Linked DNA regions of Homo sapiens: region 2 is linked to region 1. Evidence: chromatin loops called from intact Hi-C (ENCODE). Cell type or tissue: OCI-LY7. All regions are shown on one strand. Links, peaks and the distances in the headings refer to the core of each region. The heading gives the core; the rest is flanking DNA. Region 1 overlaps TMEM63A (transmembrane protein 63A). Region 2 has its middle 11 kb from the start of MIR6741.

Region 1 (6,217 bases), core at 2,542-5,041:
TGGTGCCCTGAGCAGTTTCACGGTGCAGGGGTTGAGGGGAGGGAGGAGAGGTCAGTGGCAGGAGAGAGGGGACAGGTGTGTAGAGGCAAGGTGGGTGGGGGGAGGACCTTGGGGTGATAAGAGACACTTCAACTAAATCCATGCGCTCCAGTCTAGTGCCCTGGGCGCAGCCTGCCTGTGACACGAGGATACCACACACGTTGCATGAGGTCTGAGGAGGGAAGCCGCATGGGCAGGGCCTGGCATTTGTAGGACTTTCTGGCTGCCCTTTGTCACACAACTGCATGTGGCACTGAGAGTGGGGCTTTGTGTTCTGCGTTCCCAGGAAGTTCTCCCTGGACGACCTGCTGACCAACGTCATGCTCTACTGGACAACAGGCACCATCATCTCCTCCCAGCGCTTCTACAAGGAGAACCTGGGACAGGGCTGGATGACCCAGAAGCATGAGCGGTGAGCCTGGCTGAGCCGAGAACAGGGGCCTCTGAGGCTGGAGGCAGGGGGACGGCCAGTCTTGGGCTCCACGAAGGGCACTTGGTGGTGGGATAAGTATAGCCTTGCCTGCAGGTGCCCCAGGGGCCCTTGGATGGGAACACTAAAGGTCGAGGTGTTTGGAGAAAGCCCTCATGGAGGGACCAGGTGCCTGGCTCCCGGGCGGCCCTCAGTACCGCTCCCCAGTCTAGGATGCTGGTCTGGAGTGGCACTGATGGTTCTGGGATTTCCAAGTCTCACATGGAAACCCTCAAAGGTGGGGATTTAGAGGCTGTCCCATGCCCCTGCCTGGGTGGCCCTCCCAGAAAAGAGAAGGCCCTCAGTGAGGGGAGAGCGGTTGAGACCCTGGATTTGTCCTTTTCTTTATGGCTCCTTGTGGGTGGGCCAGCTGATCTCACCCCCAGGCGCTTTAACCCCCTGCTGTGCAGGACGGAGGGGCGCAGGGCCACAGCCTCACCCCTCCGTCGGCTCTTTCACTTCCAGGATGAAGGTCTATGTGCCCACTGGCTTCTCTGCCTTCCCTTTTGAGCTATTGCACACGCCTGAAAAGTGGGTGAGGTTCAAGTACCCAAAGCTCATCTCCTATTCCTACATGGTTCGTGGGGGCCACTTTGCGGCCTTTGAGGAGCCGGAGCTGCTCGCCCAGGACATCCGCAAGTTCCTGTCGGTGCTGGAGCGGCAATGACCCACCCCTCTCCCCCCGCCTGCCACCTCCCCCCACAAGTGCCCTCCAGGCTTTTCTTGGGGAAGATACCCCTTTTCTGAGGAATGAGTTTGCCTCCGTCCCCTGCCCATGCTGGGAGCCCACGCTCACCCCCTCACCCCTCCAAGCTCACTCCCCAACCCCCAACTCCGTGTGGTAAGCAACATGGCTTTGATGATAAACGACTTTACTCTAAAAGCGGCTGGAACTCAGTGACATGAGCGTGCGCTGACCCCACATGGGGCCCCCTGTGCAAGCAGAGCTGGCCGGCCCCTCCTTGCTGGCAGAGGCACGGGAGGCCTGCTGGGGATGAGGCCACTGGCCAGGGCTATGCTGCACCAGACCAATGGCACCGCCCCCACCCCTCCCAGCGCAGGGGCAGCTTGGAGCAGAGGCAGCACTGGCCACCACTGCGGGGGCAAGTCAGCGTCAAGAGAGTCCCTGAGTGAGAAGGCCCAGATAAGCCCAGGCCCCCCAGGCCAGCGGACAGGCACAGGCAGGGCCTACAGAGGTGCCAAGGCCCCAGGCCAGTTGTGCTAGGAGCCTGGACCTGCTCTTCCACACCCCCATCCCGCCCCTACTGCACAGGCTTGTGCCTTGGTGCCCCCTGGAGGCAGCAGGGAGGAGGCTTCTCAGGCAGAAGTCTTAAGTTGCATCCCATTCCCCAGAATCCCCAGGAGGGAGAAGAGGGATGGGCTGCCCCTCCTTCCTGCCAGAGCCACAGCTCAAGGGCAGTGGGATGGCCCTGCACCCAGCCCAGGTACCCCTTCCTCTGTGCCGACCATGCTGTCCTTTGGCTCCGAGGAGGCCCTGAGCACTGCCCACCCCCACACCTTGGAGGGAGCAGACGGAGGGGGTGAGTACTGCACAGAGCCTGCCTGGAGGTGCAGACTCATGCACTCAGCCCTGAAGAGGTGAGAGAGGCTGGATCTTAACTGTGGTCCAATGGGCATATTATGAGTGGTCCTTGTCCCTGCCTGCTATGGGGTAACCCTGACCCAGCTAGCGTCCCTGACAACATGATACAAAAACACAGAACTCTAGCGGGATACAGAGATGTGTGCACAGCTGGCAGGAGCACTGGCCACCTCCCAACCTGTTCCCCATAGCTTACTCCTGGATGTAGCCTGGAGGGACTGCTGGGCTGGGGAGGGACTGGCCATGGAGCAGGGAGCTGGATGCCAGCGGGACCTCAGACCTGGACTGCAGCATCTCTTTGGTTATCGGTTGTGTGTGTGCTCAGAAGGGAGGAGGCCTTCCCCTTGTTACATCTCTCTCTCCATATATTCTCCCGGACTCATCAGTTTGGGGGGCGAAAAGTCCACCACATGGTCTTGGCGACAAACCACTGGGGATGTCACCCCAGCTGCAGAGCTGGAAGCTTGTGCCGGAGGGGAAACTGGGTGAGCAAGGGAGGGGCGAGGCCTGCCTGTGCTCTCCTCACCACTGCTGGGACCAGAAAAGATGGGCACCTGATAGCTCAGCTGGGCAGTCCCAACGCATTCCCACTCAGCCAAGGGCCTGAGCCCCAGGCCATTCTGGTTGTGTCTTTTCAGAGCAGTGAGACCTAAAACAGATGGGAAGAAGTCATGAACTTGGGAGTCAGGCCGCTTCACCTGTCTTCTCACCCCACAGGCTCCCCTGAGCCTGGCCCAGCCAGCAGCTCACCCAGCCTCAGGCCTCCTGGGGGGCAGCAGCCACACTGCCCGTGGCGCTCTGCGCCAAGCACTGTCCAGGGATAGTCCCGCTGATGTTGTGGATGGCACCATAGGTCTGCTGCTGCTGCTGCTGCGGAGACAGTGCTGTCCTCTCCGAGGCCAAGCCGTTCAGAATCCGAGGCACGTAGGGCTGTCAGCAAATGGATTTGTGCTTGGCCTGGACAGGCATGAGCTTCCACACTGCATCCCTCCCCTCCTGCCCTTCTCCCAACAGGACACAGACAGTGGCCATAAAGGACATATGAAGAAACACCGACATCCATTTAGGACATTAAGACCGAAAATATGACACCTGCAGAATTTCCTAGCAGCCAGGGCAAAAGAGAAAGCACAGTTATACAGTTCTCATGATCACAGAAGGAAGCACAAGAGAGCAGTTCTCAGAGGAAACTAAACTTCCTAGCCCTGGATCCTAGGAGGATTTCTCACTTTGTAGAAGAAACAAGTCTACCTATATAGGGGGGCTTAGAACGCTGCCCTGGGACCCCTGGGATGCTCAACATATCTGTGTGAGTCTCATTTTGAGTCTCATTTCCTCCCAATCCCAGGCTCCAGCCACTGACCCCAGGCACAGAGCCCTGCCATACTCCTCCTGAGACCCTGGCTGTGAGGGCTTGACATCATCCACCTGTCCTGCATGTTCCCTGCTTGGCCAGCATAGCCACAGGTGTGTCGCTGGGTAATGAGTCCTTCTGAGGCCCTCCCTTGTTTGGAACTTGTCCAAGGACAGACACCGATAAGAGAGCCTGACACCTGGGAGGCAGCCACCAGAAAGAACCCTGCAGATGAGGTCGGCTCTGTCCTGGCCACGGCTGTCAGGAAGGCTGGTGACTACAGCTCTGGAACCCTGGGGCTCTGCTTTCCCTTCCCAGCCCCACCCTAGGAGCAGGACCCTGGAGGCTGTGTGCAGAGAGAACTAGGAAGGCAAGGAGCCCTGTGTCTCTCTACCATGGGGTCTTCCTCTGAAGCAGGTGCAATGTTCATTTCTTGAATTCAAAGGGAAGTCTGCCTGACACCCTCTTGGAGCCTAGTGGAGGACCTCGCACAGGCAGGTGCATCGCTGATGACAAACCTTTGTCAAACCCTAGCGCCTTACCATGTGCCTTCACTAAAGCCCCAAACTCACCAGGCATTAAATATGCAGAGAAGGAAAGAGAGCAGGGAACTGAAACCAAGGGGGATGGCCATGAATCGAGACAAGACTCTATCTCCTCAACAGTTTCAAATATGCAGGTTAAAATACCCAGGGGGACCAGGATTCCTTCTCTGCCATTAATTCACAAACTTGCCTGCCATGTGATCTTAGCAAGAGATGATCAAAGATTTGCCGGGGCCCATCTGGTTGGGACTGTTACAACCAAAGCAAAAAAAAGGGCGACAAGCTCAGAGGCTGAGGGGCACAGCTTACTGTGAACGGTGGGGGCATGTGGGCCTCTGCCTCACTTCCTTTGTCACTTGCAGGCTCTTCTGTCTGCAGATAACAGCAAAAACTTGCGATGATAAACAAAACTGATCTCTGTGAACAAACACCCTCCAAACACACAGACTATTAACACCCGGAATAATAGTACCAGCTGGCACCAAGCTCCCCAGCAGCCCGAGAGAGGATGGGGTGGGGGAGTGCAGGGATGAGGGGAGGAAGGGAAGCTACACATGGCACCCAACCACCCACGCCTTTCCCATGGAGAAGCAGAATCTGGAGAAGGCTGCTGCTGTGTTGATACAGACAAGGGTGGGCGGGGTTGACAGCGAGCCCGTCCCACCATCTGTTCCTCCCAGGGCTTGACCGGGCAGTGGGGTCGGGGGCCTTTACTTTGTAGTTCAGAGGGCTGAGGTGCTTGAAGCATCCAAAGCAGGTGTGAGCCAGGCAGACCAGGATGGTGAGCAGCAGCACCAGGAAGGTGAACAGAGTGGCGGGGGCCTTCATACCTGGTGATAGAGGGTGGCTAGCCTTGGGGTGGGCAGGGAGGGGCCACCACCTACCCTCACCCTGCTGAGGAAGGGGCCGCACCTGGTGTGGAAACTGCCCGTGACTTCTCCCTCAGGCAGAAAATAAAGGTAAGGCCTAACCCCCCACCCCCACCCCTCAACTCCAGCAGCAAGGATGGTGTCTTCACAGCCAGGAACACACAGAGGGACCCACTGAATGACTGGCATCATCCCTGGTCAGATTTCAGGCACTGGGGTGCCAAGTCAATGGCAATTCTTCAGCCTCCTTGCTGGTCCGTTCCCTCCAGTCTCCAGTGCCCTGGGCTAGAGAGGATGGACCCTCCCACACCCCCAGTCTGACCGGGGCAGACGTGTCTTTCCCCCAGGAGTGTCAGTTTTCTCTCCTCCACGTCCCCACCTCTTCCATGCCAGGAGGTACAAGGAGCTGGGCCCAACCACCAGCCTCAAAGGGCAAATCTGGATCAGCTTCCCCATTTCCTCTGGTTCAGTCCCTGCACAGCTGATAAAGGCACTATCTTCTCTCCAGGGATGTATGGGACAATTGACCAGGCCTTCACAAGGGTTACACCTGCACTCGGGCTAGCTTAGGAGCCAGGCTGTCAACACCACACCCAACCAGCCCCTCACCCTGGGTATCATGTTTTGATTGGACACCTAACCAGTCCTCACTCTGGGCACCACATTCTGACTAGACATGTAACCAACCCTCATTCTGGGTACCACGTTCTGATGGGACACCTAACCAGCCCTCACTCTGGGCACCACATTCTGACTGGATGCCATGCTGATGCTGTGAAAGCAATGAGGGATCTGACTGGCTGGTGGGGATGCAGGGCTGGGAGGCCAAGGGCTGGCCCCAGGTCAGAAGGGCTGCTCACCCAGGCGCAGGAAGGAAAAGAAGTAGAGCCAGAAGAGGCACAGGATGGGGGCTGCCAAGGCCTGGTTCACAGCGGCAAAGTGGATCCCCTTCTCCAGCTTGGCTGGGAGGTAGACGAAGTAGAGGTTGTGCCGGTCCACCATGTGCTTGAGCAGGATGTAGATGAGGCCTGCAGGGGATGGGGCTGTGAGCTGGAGACCTCGCAGGGCCACACAGACACCTCTGTCCTCTTCCTCTCCGGGGCGGCTATTTTGGCAAGGAGCCAGGGCTGGGGCTGCTGCTCTACTGCCTGAACACAAAATGAGGCATCCTGCACCTCTGGCTACTAGTTTTTTTTCACTTTCTCTCTCCTACCCACTTCCTCACTTATCTGTGACCCCAAGGTGTAGGGGATCGGTCAGGGTGGTGGGAGAAAATTTAAGATAAAGTTATAGGAAATAGACACAAACCTTCTTGGAAAGCCGAGAGGTTTGCATAGC
Region 2 (6,217 bases), core at 2,026-4,525, 64 kb after region 1:
TACCTCAGCCTCCTGAGTAGCTGGGATTATAGGCATGAGCCACCACCGTGCCAAGGTTGACAAACACATTTCTGTTGCTTAAGCGACCCAGGCCTGGTCATTACAGTTTTGCTGTAGCAGCCCAGGAATGTGATGTGCCACTCTGCCTACACTGATGTGGACTCAGCTCCAAGTCCACAGTCACAGTGCCAGGTTGCAAACCCACATCTGTGCCTCCAGATTCTTCTGAGGCCCTGCCTCTTTCCCTACGGTCTGAAAATGGGGGGCCCACCTCCCCTTAAAGAGGAACTCCCGATGGCAATGGGGTTCAGCGCAGGCTCCAGCCATGCTGCTCATCTCATCTCGGCCCTGGGCAACCCCAATGAGCCTCATTTTTCTCATTTGTGAAAACGGGCGTCAGATAGAAACACGCACTGGATAGGGTTGTTTGTGGGGACTGGGGAAGGTTGGGGAAGTCCAGCTCCAGCTTTGACCTGTATCTGGCACTCCATGAACGCAGCTTTTATTTTTATTATTCCTCTCAAACCTATCCCCTTCCAGGATTTTCCAGGTCAGTTAATGGTGTCACCAAGCAGAAGCCTTGGCCTGGCTTCCACACCTGCTTCTCTCTCACCTGCCCTCATCTCATGGCTCAACAATCCTCATTAAATACCTGCTAAACAATAGCCATTGTGCTCTGCACTGAGCAAACAACAGGAACCCTGTAGACGGTGGAGGTTTTAGCTTATCTGTGCATTAAACAAATTGAATTTTAAACAAGCAATTGATATTAGGGGGATACACTGGGGGAAGCCAAGGCTCTTTAAGCCTTGTGGATTACCCTCTTCAACTGGCTTCCCTCATCTTTTATACCCAAATGGCTGCAAGACTCAAGGCACTGTTTTCCAACATTTCTGGAGTTTTCTTTCTTAAGCAAAAATTAGGGCTGATCCCTCCCTACTTAAAAACCTCTTAGGCTGGGCACGGTGGCTTATGCCTGTAATCCCACCACTTTGGGAAGCCGAGGCAGGCGGATCATCTGAGGTCAGGAGTTCGAGACCAGCCTGGCTAACATGGTGAAACCCCATTTCTACTAAAAATACAAAAATTAGCCAGGCGTGGTAGCACACACCTGTGGTCCCAGCTACTCAGGAGGCTGAGGCAGGAGAATCGCTTGAACCCAGGAAGCAGAGGTTGCAGTGAGCTGAGATCACACCACTACACTCCAGCCTGGGCAACAGAGCAAGACTTTCTCAAACAAAACAAAACAAAACAAAACAAAACAAAACAAAACAAAACAAATTAACCTCTTGCTGCCTCAGCTGCCTTCCACTGTGCCAAGTCCAGCATCTTCATTGTTCAGACTCACCTGTTGTCCAGTCACACACACACCCAGCACACACTCACTCTTCACTCCATCATATGAAGGACTTTACCAACACTGGGCACTGGTTCCCGCCACCCTACCTGGGCACAAGCAGTGCCCATCACCCAGGGTGCCACTCCTCAGCACCCTGGTCCTTTAACACTTCTCCAGCTGGAAAACTCCCCTCATCTTTTCTAACCCATGTCCAACCTGACATTCTCTGCCAAGTCTTCCTGAACACCTCCTCCCTTCTCCCAGTGCTCCTCACTGCCACCATTTATTAACTTGTCATATGGAATTTGCAATCACTTCTTTGTATCCTGATTTCCTCCACCAGACCAGGAACTCCAGTGGGGAATAAAGTGATCAGGTCTGATTGTATGCGTAGCACCCGGTCTGGCCCACAGTGGACACTCAATAGGTGAGGATTGAAATAAATGAATGAATGTGTGCATGCAAGCAGGGCGGGTTGAGGCAGGTGCTTTTTGCACCTCACCCCACTGAATTTTTACACAGCAGAGGAAGTTCAAGTTTATAGGAAGTCCAGCTTCTCTCTCTATCCTCCCCACCAGCCTTACCTCCACAATGCCCTGAGGCTTCTCTTTGCCTGGAACTCCATTTCCCAGGGCTGGCCCTGAATGTGTCGGGATATTGACACCCTAACATAGGGGGTCCTGGTCCATGAATAATTTGCATTTTATGTGCCCATGATCTAAATAAATATATATTGACTGGTAATTACAGTGTTTCCTCTTCACCTTCTTTCTGGTCTATCTCTTTGGACACCTAGGAATGTTGGCTGCAGGCCACAACCAGCTCAATTCAATTTAACAAGGATTCATCAAGCTCCACAGGCAGTGGCCCCACACCCAGCTGAGGGTCAGCATCTCCAGTGGAACCTCCAGAGATTCTGATTCCAAGCTTTGGGGTGGGAGATGAGGGTCTGTCACATTCAGAGAGGCAGAAAAGACAAGGAGAAGGCATTTCTGGTGGAGAAAATGAGGTGACTAGTAACAGTGGGTTGTACAGTTAAGCACAGGTCTGGTTTTCAGATAGAAAAAGCATTTTGAGGAGTCAAGGGTAATAAGGTTGGAAACAGAACTCAATAAATGCTAGTTTCCTCTCTATTTCCCTTAATTTAAAAAGGCAGATGATCAATTAGGTTTGGGAACCAGGTCTGGAGCCAGCGGTGCCCTGGGGAACAAGGACCCTGAACCCTCCCAGAGTGGAGCCTGACCCACTTCCGGTGCTGGGTCCTGTCTTTCCAGTTAACCTCTCCAGGCCTCAGTTTCCCTAACAGTTATAATCAACACCACAGCAACCTCTGGTTATTAGCGCTGTCCTGCCAGACACCAAGCCCAGCCTTTATCTCATTGAATCCTCATCTCAGCCCATGAGGTGGGGATCCTTCTCACCCTCACTTGACAGATAAGTTCTTGGAGGTTGAATAACTCACCCAAGGTCACCTGTCGTTAAAGTGACTGACTCTCTAGGCCTCGTCTTGAGCAAGATGGGTGTATTTCGATTCAGATGGCCCACGTCAGGCTGGACACGCGGGCCCCTGGTGAGGCCTGAGTCCCTGGCCGGGGAGCTCCGCTAAGCTGCCCGACCTCCCATGTGCAGAGGGCGCTGCTGGGGCCACAGGCGAGGCTGCGTGGGGAAGCGGAGCGTGGATTCCAGCGCTTTCCCCTAGATCCAACTCTGAGCTGCTTTGCTATGTGAACTCAGGAAATGACCTGCCACAACTAGCAGGTGGGCACCCAGCCGGGGCTGGGGTTTGCACCCGGTTTCTCTCCAACCAGGCCGGGGCTGGCGGCCTGGGGAGTTCGGCTGTGGCGCCTGGCGCCCTCTGGCGGCGCGGGGAGGTCCTCCTCGGCCGCGGGCGGCCGGGACCGCTTGGAGCCGCGAAGGGACGTTTTTTAGGAACCACTAGCCAGGCGCGGGGGCTCACGCCTGTAATCCCAGCACTTTGGGAGGCCTAGGCGGGCGGATCACGAGGTCAAGAGATAGAGACCATCTTGGCCAAAATGGTGAAACCCCGTCTTTACTAAAAATACAATGCTGTCCTCAAGGGTCTTCTTAGGAACTCTTCTGTGAGCTGAGTGGGGAAAACGGGAAAGAAGACTCGAGTCTGGAGGCTGAGATTTTGACACCGGCTTCCCCAGTCATCTTGGATGGGTGCCTTGAGTTCTTCCTATGGGGGACGGGAATGGCGATGGGGACAGGGATGGGGATGCCCCCTCCCTACGTGCCTCCAGATCGCCGTGGGACTCCTGCTGGATGCGACGAGTGACAGCCCCTTGTCAGCCCAGAAGCGCTACTATAGAGCAAAGACTTGTGTTCATGAGAAAATAACTGACAGTCCAGGATGCCAAGGACCAATGGCCCAGGAAGGAGCTGGGGAGAGAAGAGGCAGCCCCGGAGATGGGGCGTGAGCAAGACAGCGGGGCACTGGGGAAGGCCGTGGGGTTCAGCAGAAAGATACACTGTTTAGGGCAAAGGGAGCATTATGCGGGGATCCGGGCAATGGCATAACTTTATAAATGCTCATTTCTTGTTCCTTTCCCTTAATTCAAAGAGCAGATAGTAATGATGGTTATATTTGTTTCTACAAAACAAAAAAATTAAAATATTTGCTTCTCTGAGTGGGTTTCCCAGTGACTCAGGCAAGGTCCCCACACCACTGCAGGCTATATGGAGGCCAGTCCCCATCCCCCCCTGTTTTTTGGGCCTTCTTCCCAGGCACCTATCCAGGGATCCCCACAGCATCACCCTCTGCCTACATCTCCACCTTCTCACCTAGCCTAGTTTTGGGGGATCATTCCTTGTTTTCCAGCCAGAGGACCCCTCAGTGAGAGCAGTGAGGGCAGCAGTGCCTGCACATGGAAGGTCAGGTCAGTGCACTGTAAAACGGGTCTTGGTTTTAGACATACCTGGATTGGCACCCAGGCCTTTCCCCTCACTGGCTGTGCTCCCAACTTGTCCAAGCCTGAGTTTTCCAAATAACTACATCATAATTATTAAAGATTAAATGAGATCATGGGCCTTGCATGCGTAAAACCAGATCTGGTGCATAAAAAGAAGACACGTGTTTGTTTTTAAAGCTTCTACGCCTCAAGTCATATATGTGAAGTTGCTTGACAAGGAGCATTGGCTGGGCTTCCCATCTTAGGAAAGAGGAAAGCTTGCAGTGTGTGGGATTGTAGAAGGGGGAGGGATTGTGTCAAAGCAACATGGTCACCTGCCCAGGGGCCTCCCGGCTGCACAGTGACCCAGGTTACCCAAAGGCTTTGCCCAAAGCAACTGACCACCCTGAGAGAAGGATGAGCAAGTATTATCTATTTCCCATTTTAATGAAATAATAAGTTGAAACCAAAGCAGACTAATGACTTACCTGAAGTCACCTGAGCAGTGAGGATTAGAACTCAGGCCTTTGCTCTTACTGTTACCAGAAGTTCATTAACTACACTGGCAGAAGGAAAGCAATCTTTATTGTAATTTAATTGAAAAGATACTACACATGAAATTCTAATTTCATATTCACATATCTTAGAATTCAGGGTGGAGCAGTAACTGAGAGGTACATACCCCCACTGGTTTCTTTTTGTTTTGTTTTGTTTTTTTGAGATGCAGTCTTGCTCGGTCGTCTGGGCCAGAGTGCAGTGGAGCGATCTCGGCTCACTGCGACCTCAGCCTCCCGGGTTCAAGTGATTCTCCTGCCTCAGCCTCCTGAATAGCTGGGATTACAGGCACCTACCACCACACTGGGCTAACTTTTGTATTTTTAGTAGAGACGGGGTTTCACCATGTTGGCCAGGCTGATCTCAAACTCCTGACCTCAAGTGATCCATCTGTCTCAGCCTCCCAAAGTGCTGGGATTATAGGCGTGAGCCACCACGCCGGACCCCACACTGGTTTCTCAGCCTCTCGTGGTCGCTCAATATCAAAGTACCTCAATTGACAAGTCTCTGATGTCCAGCCAAACCTCACATGCTCTGCTGCAGCCCACCAGCATGTGTTTTCAGTCACTTATTTTCAAGGAGGACAGAACATTTATCCACATAATCCTTCCTAAAATGGAAAACTGTTATAAATTTGATAACCATCCCAATCCCTTTTTACTTGAATATTCCTGAGGTACTTCCCTGTTACCTGAAGAAGCCTAAAGCTGTAAGAATTGGGAGGATGCCTCTGAAGTATCCATGTACTGAACAGGCTCTTGGGCAACACACGGGGGGAGGAGCAGGCACACTCATAGAGCACCCATGAGGCAAAGTGGCCAGGACAGAAACGTACTAGGCTTCCCCACATCCCAGCCAATCGGGCACAAGCACAGCCCTTCAGTGCTCAATCAACACCTGCTGATTGAATAAAAGAAAGTCAAAAACAAACCAGGGCCAGGCGCAGTGGCTCATGCCTGTAATCCCAGCACTTTGGGAGGCCAAGGCAGGCAGATCACCAGGTCAGGAGTTTGAGACCAGCCTGGCCAACATGGGGAAGCCCCGTCTCTACTAAAAATACCAAAAAAATTAGAGAATTGCTTGATCCAGGGAGGTGGAGGTTGCAGTGAGCAGAGATCTACACTGCACTCCAGCCTGAGCTCCGTGTCAAAAAATAATAAATAAGTAAATAAATAAACAAAAAAATAAATACTTTAAAAAACCAAACCAGGAATGACCAGGTCCAAGGACAGTCTAGGAGTTGCACAGAGTTTTCACCCCAATACACCAGAGACCTCGTTGGGCACTCAGGCAACAGCCCAACCTGACATTCAAGCAGAAGAGCTGTCATTCATTCAAGCATTTGTTCAGCTGTGTTTATTGGGTACCATGCACTAGGATTGGGAAGATGGCCTGCAGCCCAGCTCTCATG

Evidence for each region. A loop is a pair of places that touch in the nucleus more often than their neighbours do. Peaks named below come from ENCODE experiments on the same cell type or tissue, not always from the same donor. Only the 100,000 strongest peaks of a DNase experiment are listed, where the experiment ranks them.
Region 2: it touches region 1 in a loop (4-fold over the local background); 17 of 110 quality-filtered maps call a loop at or near these places.

What each region holds. Positions count from the first base shown.
Region 1 is chr1:225,844,173-225,850,389 of GRCh38, forward strand. TMEM63A (transmembrane protein 63A) reads right to left here. Exons shown (of 25, transcript NM_014698.3): 21 at 5,740-5,907; 22 at 4,725-4,840; 23 at 4,320-4,382; 24 at 2,862-3,041; 25 at 1,364-2,760. The coding sequence ends at 2,868. EPHX1 (epoxide hydrolase 1) reads left to right here. Exons shown (of 9, transcript NM_001136018.4): 8 at 326-451; 9 at 974-1,391. The coding sequence ends at 1,175. Among named protein-coding and RNA genes, the nearest start is that of TMEM63A, 35 kb to the right of the region's middle. RefSeq lists enhancers at 1,734-2,544, 4,180-4,229, 6,058-6,217. In OCI-LY7, for the core only: a CTCF peak has its summit at 4,029; DNase peaks (open chromatin) are centred at 3,999, 4,309 and 4,699; H3K4me3 peaks cover 1,971 bases; H3K27ac peaks cover 2,500 bases.
Region 2 is chr1:225,908,318-225,914,534 of GRCh38, forward strand. No RefSeq gene overlaps it. Among named protein-coding and RNA genes, the nearest start is that of MIR6741, 11 kb to the right of the region's middle. RefSeq lists enhancers at 2,848-2,907, 2,918-2,967 and a silencer at 3,108-3,297. In OCI-LY7, for the core only: a CTCF peak has its summit at 3,174 (motif pointing left); no DNase peak of the experiment used is centred there.